Linked DNA regions of Homo sapiens: region 1 is linked to region 2. A link is an interaction called in ENCODE POLR2A ChIA-PET data of the cell type or tissue named here. Cell type or tissue: Panc1. All regions are shown on one strand. Each heading gives the region's core, and the rest is flanking DNA. Links, peaks and the distances in the headings are about the cores only.

Evidence for each region. ChIA-PET counts read pairs that join two places held together with the same protein. Peaks named below come from ENCODE experiments on the same cell type or tissue, not always from the same donor. Only the 100,000 strongest peaks of a DNase experiment are listed, where the experiment ranks them.
Region 1: POLR2A ChIA-PET joins it to region 2 with 8 read pairs; 7 of 35 experiments call an interaction of 5 or more read pairs at or near these places.

Annotation. Positions count from the first base shown.
Region 1 is chr1:150,191,807-150,194,726 of GRCh38, reverse strand. No RefSeq gene overlaps it. Among named protein-coding and RNA genes, the nearest start is that of LINC02988, 33 kb to the right of the region's middle. In Panc1, for the core only: no CTCF peak of the experiment used is centred there; no DNase peak of the experiment used is centred there; H3K27ac peaks cover 812 bases.
Region 2 is chr1:150,127,397-150,130,316 of GRCh38, reverse strand. All of the region lies in intron 14 of VPS45 (vacuolar protein sorting 45 homolog), which reads right to left. Among named protein-coding and RNA genes, the nearest start is that of PLEKHO1, 21 kb to the left of the region's middle. In Panc1, for the core only: no CTCF peak of the experiment used is centred there; no DNase peak of the experiment used is centred there.

The sequences.
Region 1 (2,920 bases), core at 203-2,702, 64 kb before region 2:
GGTACCTTGTTCCAGCAGCCCTGGGAAATGAATACACAAATCTCTCTGTCTTTGCTCACACTTTTCCCTCTGCCTGGAAGGTTTTCCATCTCATCAAGATCCCACCCACCTTCAGGCAGTCTCTTTCATGGACCCCTGGAGACAGTCTTTCTCTTGCATATCCATGGGTTGCTTGTCTAGACTACCCTCATGATGCAGCCATTACTCAGCCTCTTACCATTATTCTTTCTGTCCCCACAACAGAGAAAACTGAAAGGCAGTACTCGTCTCAGGGAAATTCTCTGGAGGGTAGGAACTCTCTTTGTGTCTTCCATATTTTGTAGCATTGTCTTGCTTACAATGTCGGTTTAGGTTCTTTTTTTTTTTTTTTTTTTGAGTACGGAGTCTCACTCTGTCGCCCAGGATGGAGTGCAGTGGTGCGATCTCAGCTCACTGCAAGCTCCGCCTTCCAGGTTCATGCCATTCTCTTGCCTCAGCCTCCCGAGTAGCTGGGACTACAGGCGTCCGCCACCATGCCTGGCTAATTTTTTGTATTTTCAGTAGAGACGGGGTTTCACTGTTAGCCAGGATGGTCTGGATCTCCTGACCTCGTGATCCGCCCACCTCGGCCTCCCAAAGTGCTGGGATTACAGGCATGAGTCACCGCGCCCGGCCGGTTTAGATCTTTATAACCAACCCGCTTAGTTGTGATTAGCTGTCTCATTACAGAAATGTAAGACAGAAAGATCTTAAGTATAGCTTAAAAATGGCTGGAGTTGGCCGGGCGCAATGGCTTACGCCTATGATCCCAGCACTTTGGGAGGTCGAGGCGGCGGATCACGAGGTCGAGATTGAGATCATCCTGGCCAACATGGTGAAACCCCATCTCTACTAAAAATACAAAAAAATTAGCTGGGCGTGGTGGCACATGCCTGTAGTCCCAGCTACTGGGAGGCTGAGGCAGGAGAATCACTTGAATCTGGGAGGCGGAGGTTGCAGTGAGCCGAGATCGTGCCACTACACTCCACGCCGTGGGTGACAGAGCGAGACTCTGTCTACAAAAAAAAAAAAAAAAAGGATGGAGTTTGCTTTTTTTTGATATCATCCCTTCAACCCACACTGTACTTGATGTTTAGACTTAAAGCATACAGTTTTCTACAGACATTTTAGTAGCACATCAAGGAGAAAAAAATTATGTAAAACATCTCAAAAGAGAAATACAGTAAAATCTCCAAGTTACTATAGGTATATATAATCCATGTTACCAATTCAGATTAAACTGCTTAGTAGGAGGACACCTTGATGCCCACATTGATGCCAGCTGAAAATAAAGAAAATGTTCTGTAATGAACTAATTTATTCTAAACACACTATTTGAAAAGTCAGTCTACTACATGACCATTAGTTAGGGCTAAGAAGAAATCAACTCATGTCCTAATTGAAGCCAAAGGCCAAATGATATTGACACATCACAGGAGAAACAGGAGAATTTTTGAAGCTTACTTTCTTAAGATGTAAGTGCTAAACTGAATTGGCCAATTTAGAAAACAGCATCTGGATTAAACATTCTTGTTTTTCTTAAGCATTTTGGGAAAGATGAGGGACTAGTCTGTGTACAGAGTTATCTGCATAAAGTTTCAAGAGTCATAATCATAAGAACAATGAACATTATGTTGGGATTTTATCTTTTCCAAATTTGTCAATATATTGGCAAAGGAAGAAAAGTTTTCTTTTTAGAGTATGTGCTATTGCTTTAGTTATTTGGAGGAATTACAAGCCTTAAAAGTTGCAATTAGGATTCCTTAAGAGGGTCGGGTGTGGTGGCTCATGCTTGTAATCCCAGCACTTTGGGAGGCAGAGGTGGGCGGATCCCTTGAAGTCAGGAGTTCGAGACCAGCCTGGCTAACATGGTGAAACCCCGCCTCTACTAAAAATACAAAAATTAGCTGGTGTGGTGGCGCACGCCTGTAGTCCTAGCTACTCGGGGGGCTGAGGCAGGAGAATCGCTTGAACCCGGGAGGAGGAGGTTGCAGTGAGCCGAGATTGCGCCGCTACACTCCAGCCTGGGCAACGAAGTGAGGCTCCATCTCGGGAAAAAAAAAGAAAAAGGATTCTTGAAGAGTGTCCAAATAATACCTTGCAGGAAAATGAAGAGTGTATGGATGCTGCAATCAAGAGGAATTCTGGGAACTGCGAGATGAGAATGAGGCCTAACAGGTGCCATGCAGCGAGCTTTCGCAGTGGCAGCTTCCACTGTTAAAATGATAGTGGAACAAGATGAGACTAAATTGTCAGTGATTTCTCTCTATATTATGGGGATAGACCTGTTTTCTTCATTTATCAAGCTCTGCTCTCTCCTACAGACATACCTTGCTTTTTAACAACTGCCGAAAAGGTCAGCTTTCTGCTAAAGGGTCACATCAAAATAGCATTGTTAACGTTACCATTTTTGTCTTCTGAATCAGATTCTATTTTCTGAATCAAATTTCAGCCTGTTTGACAGCCAGTGTGGTTGGGCTGCTGGACTTTATCTCTTGAGATTTGATAGGTAGCTGCTTAGAATTTTCCACATATTTAAATGCATGTGTCATGTCTACTAAATGTGTCTGGTATTGCTAGAGTGGTGCTCCTTATTGTGTGTATATTTGCCCTGGATTTTAATTCTGGAATACATTATTCACTTAAAGGTAAATAGCAAGTATATTTGAGCAAAAACATTTTTATTAGCAACCATAAAAAGGGTGCATACAGTTTTATAGCCAACATGATAATATGAGATGTAATTGGACAGGCACGGTGGCTCACGCTTGTAATCCCAGCACTTTGGGAGGCCGAGGCGGGTGGATCACGAGGTCAGGAGATCGAGACCATCCTGGCTAACATGGTGAAACCCTGTCTCTACTAAAAAAAAAAAAACAAAAAACAAGACAAAAATTAAGCC
Region 2 (2,920 bases), core at 169-2,668:
CTCGGGAGGATGGCTTAAGCCCGGGAGGAGGAGGTTGTAGTGAACCAAGATCACATCACTGCACTCCAGCCTGGCAACAGAGCAAGGCCTTGTCTCTCAAAAAAAAAAAAAAAAAAAAGTGTGTGTGTGTATTATATATAGATATATATGTGTGCTGGGCACAGTGGCTCATGCCTATAATCCCAGCACTTTGGGAGACCGAGGCTGCAGGATCTCTTGAGGCCAGGAGTTCAATACCAGACTGGGCAATATATTTGAGACTCCATCTCAAATAAATAGATAGATAGATAGATTAGACAGATAGATAGCCAGGCTTGGTGGCCCATAGTCCTAGATACTTGGGAGGCTGAGGTGGGAGGACTGCTTGAGCCCAAGAGTTTGAGGTTACAGTGAACTATGATCACACCACTGCATTCCAGCCTGGGTGACAGAGCAAGACCCCATCTTAAAAAAAAAAAAAAATTGGCCAGGCGTGGTGGCTCATGCCTGTAATCCCAGGACTTTGGGAGGCTGAGGCAGGTGGATCACTTGAGGTCAGGACTTTGAGACCAGCCTGGCCAACATGGTGAAATCTGTCTCTACTAAAACTACAAAAATTATTTGGGTGTGGTAGCGTGTAGTCCCAGCTACTCGGGAGGCTGAGGCAGGAGAATCGCTTGAACCTGGGAGGCGGGCGTTGCAGTGAGCCGAGGTGGTGTCACTGCACTCCAGCCTGGGTGACAGAGCAAGACTCCGTCTCAAATAAATAAATAAATAAATAAAATTAAAAAAAATGTGTATACATTCATAGCAAAAGATCTAAAAGGCTGACAACATTCCCTATGGTGGCAGTATGGCTATTTTTTTGCTTAGCTGTATTAAATTTTTTTTCCTACAGGAATTATATATTGATTTTGTAATGAAAAGATATTTTTCTTTTTTAAATTTCTTTTTTACACACAATTCAGAGGTAAAATGAAAAGCTATTTTTTTAATTAAAAAATATACGTTACAGTGCACAAACAAATTGGAATCAAGGGACATGCCTAAATTTGAATCCTGGGTTAAATTCAACTTTTAAAAAGGCATCTTATTAGAGTTGTTCATTTATATGTTTATTTTCCTATTAGACATTGAGATCCTTAAAGATACAGAACATGTCTTCATCTTTCTAGCACCGTGCACAGAACATTACACATAATCAGCACTCAATAAATGCTTGTCAGTGACAGGCGACACACTCCATCACAACTCTTGCAATGATGTCTAATCCTTTGGTCACTGGAGGAAAATAAGCTGTCAAAGAAAATCTCTTTGCCGGATGCAGTGGCTCACGCCTGTAATCCCAGCACTCAGATCACGAGATCAGGAGATCAAGACCATCCTGGCTAACACGGTGAAACCCCATCTCTACTAAAAATACAAAAATAATTAGCCAGGCGTGGTGGCACGCACTTGTAGTCCTAGCTACTTGGGACTTTGTGGCAGGAGAATCGCTTGAACCCGGGAGGCGGAGGTTGCAGTGAGCCGAGATCGTGCCACTGCACTCCAGCCTGGGCGACAGAGCGAGACTCTGTCTCACTGAAAAAAAAAAAGAAAGAAAATCTCTTTGGGAAAGTTTCAAAACTTATCCTGAAACGTCCGTAGTGAAGAGAAGTCCCCTCTGGGTTCCTGCCTCTTTGAAATGCAAATTCTGTCATAGTATCCTAATTTTTCTGTAAATAATTCAGAGATTGAACCTACTGGTGGTTACAGGAGAAGGTCCAAGTTTCTAGTGTTACTTGTTTAGGTGGAAATCTATAAAGTACCTGTTGATAACACAAATTGAATCAGCCCCCTACCAGCCTCAAACTTATGTATAGAAATTCAAGATGCCAACTATTTTTTAGGCCCTTAGCTGTATTCACTACAAAAAGTATTAATTTCACTTACTCCATGTCAAAGTTAAATTATTATAACACTTAGGCATCATTTCAGATAGTTATGAAACTAAAAGCTTCCACTAATTAATCAAGTTAATTTTCTTTTTTTTTTTAAGACAAGGGTCCCATTCTGTTACCCAGGCTGGAGTGCAGTGGCGCGAACTTGACTCACTGCAACCTCTGCCCCCTGGGCTCAAGCTATCCTCCCATCTTAGCCTCCCGAGTAGCTGGGACCACAGGCACGCACCATCACGCCCAGCTATTTTTTTGTATTTTTGGTAGAGACAGGGTCTCACCATGTTGCCCAGGCTGGTCTTGAACTCCTGAACTCAAGCAATCTGCCCGCCCCGGCCTCCCAAAGTGTGGGATTACAGGTGTGAGTCACCATGCCTGGCCAAGTTAGTCATTTTTACTCAAAGAGCAACACTGTCTCTTAAATCTCATTTTTAATCATCATTGAATGATAAAATTCTTAAAATAAAAGTAAATGATCCCTCAGTTCTGTATTATTTTTTCCCCAGCTTTGGTTTACAATATTTCTTAGTAGTCTGAAAGCTTCACATATTATCCATTTGATAAAAACATATTTTGCCTATCTTATAGGTGACATTTATAAACAAAGGATTTAAAAATATCATAGCTAGATAAATATTCCAAAATATTATTTCAACTGAGTGCTTAGGTACTCATACTGGAAACAGACTGTGCCCAATTCCAGGTTTACCACTTACTAGCTTTATGACTTTGGACAAGGTACTTAACTTCTCTCTACTTTGATTTCCTCATCTGAAAAAGGAAGTTGATAACAATTATAAAAATATCTACCTTGGCTGGGTGTGGTGGCTCATGCCAGTAATCCCAGCAATTTGGGAGGCCAAGTTGGGAGGTTTGTTTGAGCCCAGGAGTTTGAGACCAGTCTGGACAACATAGCAAGACCCTGTCTCTAGAAAAAAATAAAAAGTTAGCACAAGCTACTTGTGAGGCTGAAGTGGTAGGACTGCTTGAACCCAGATCAATGT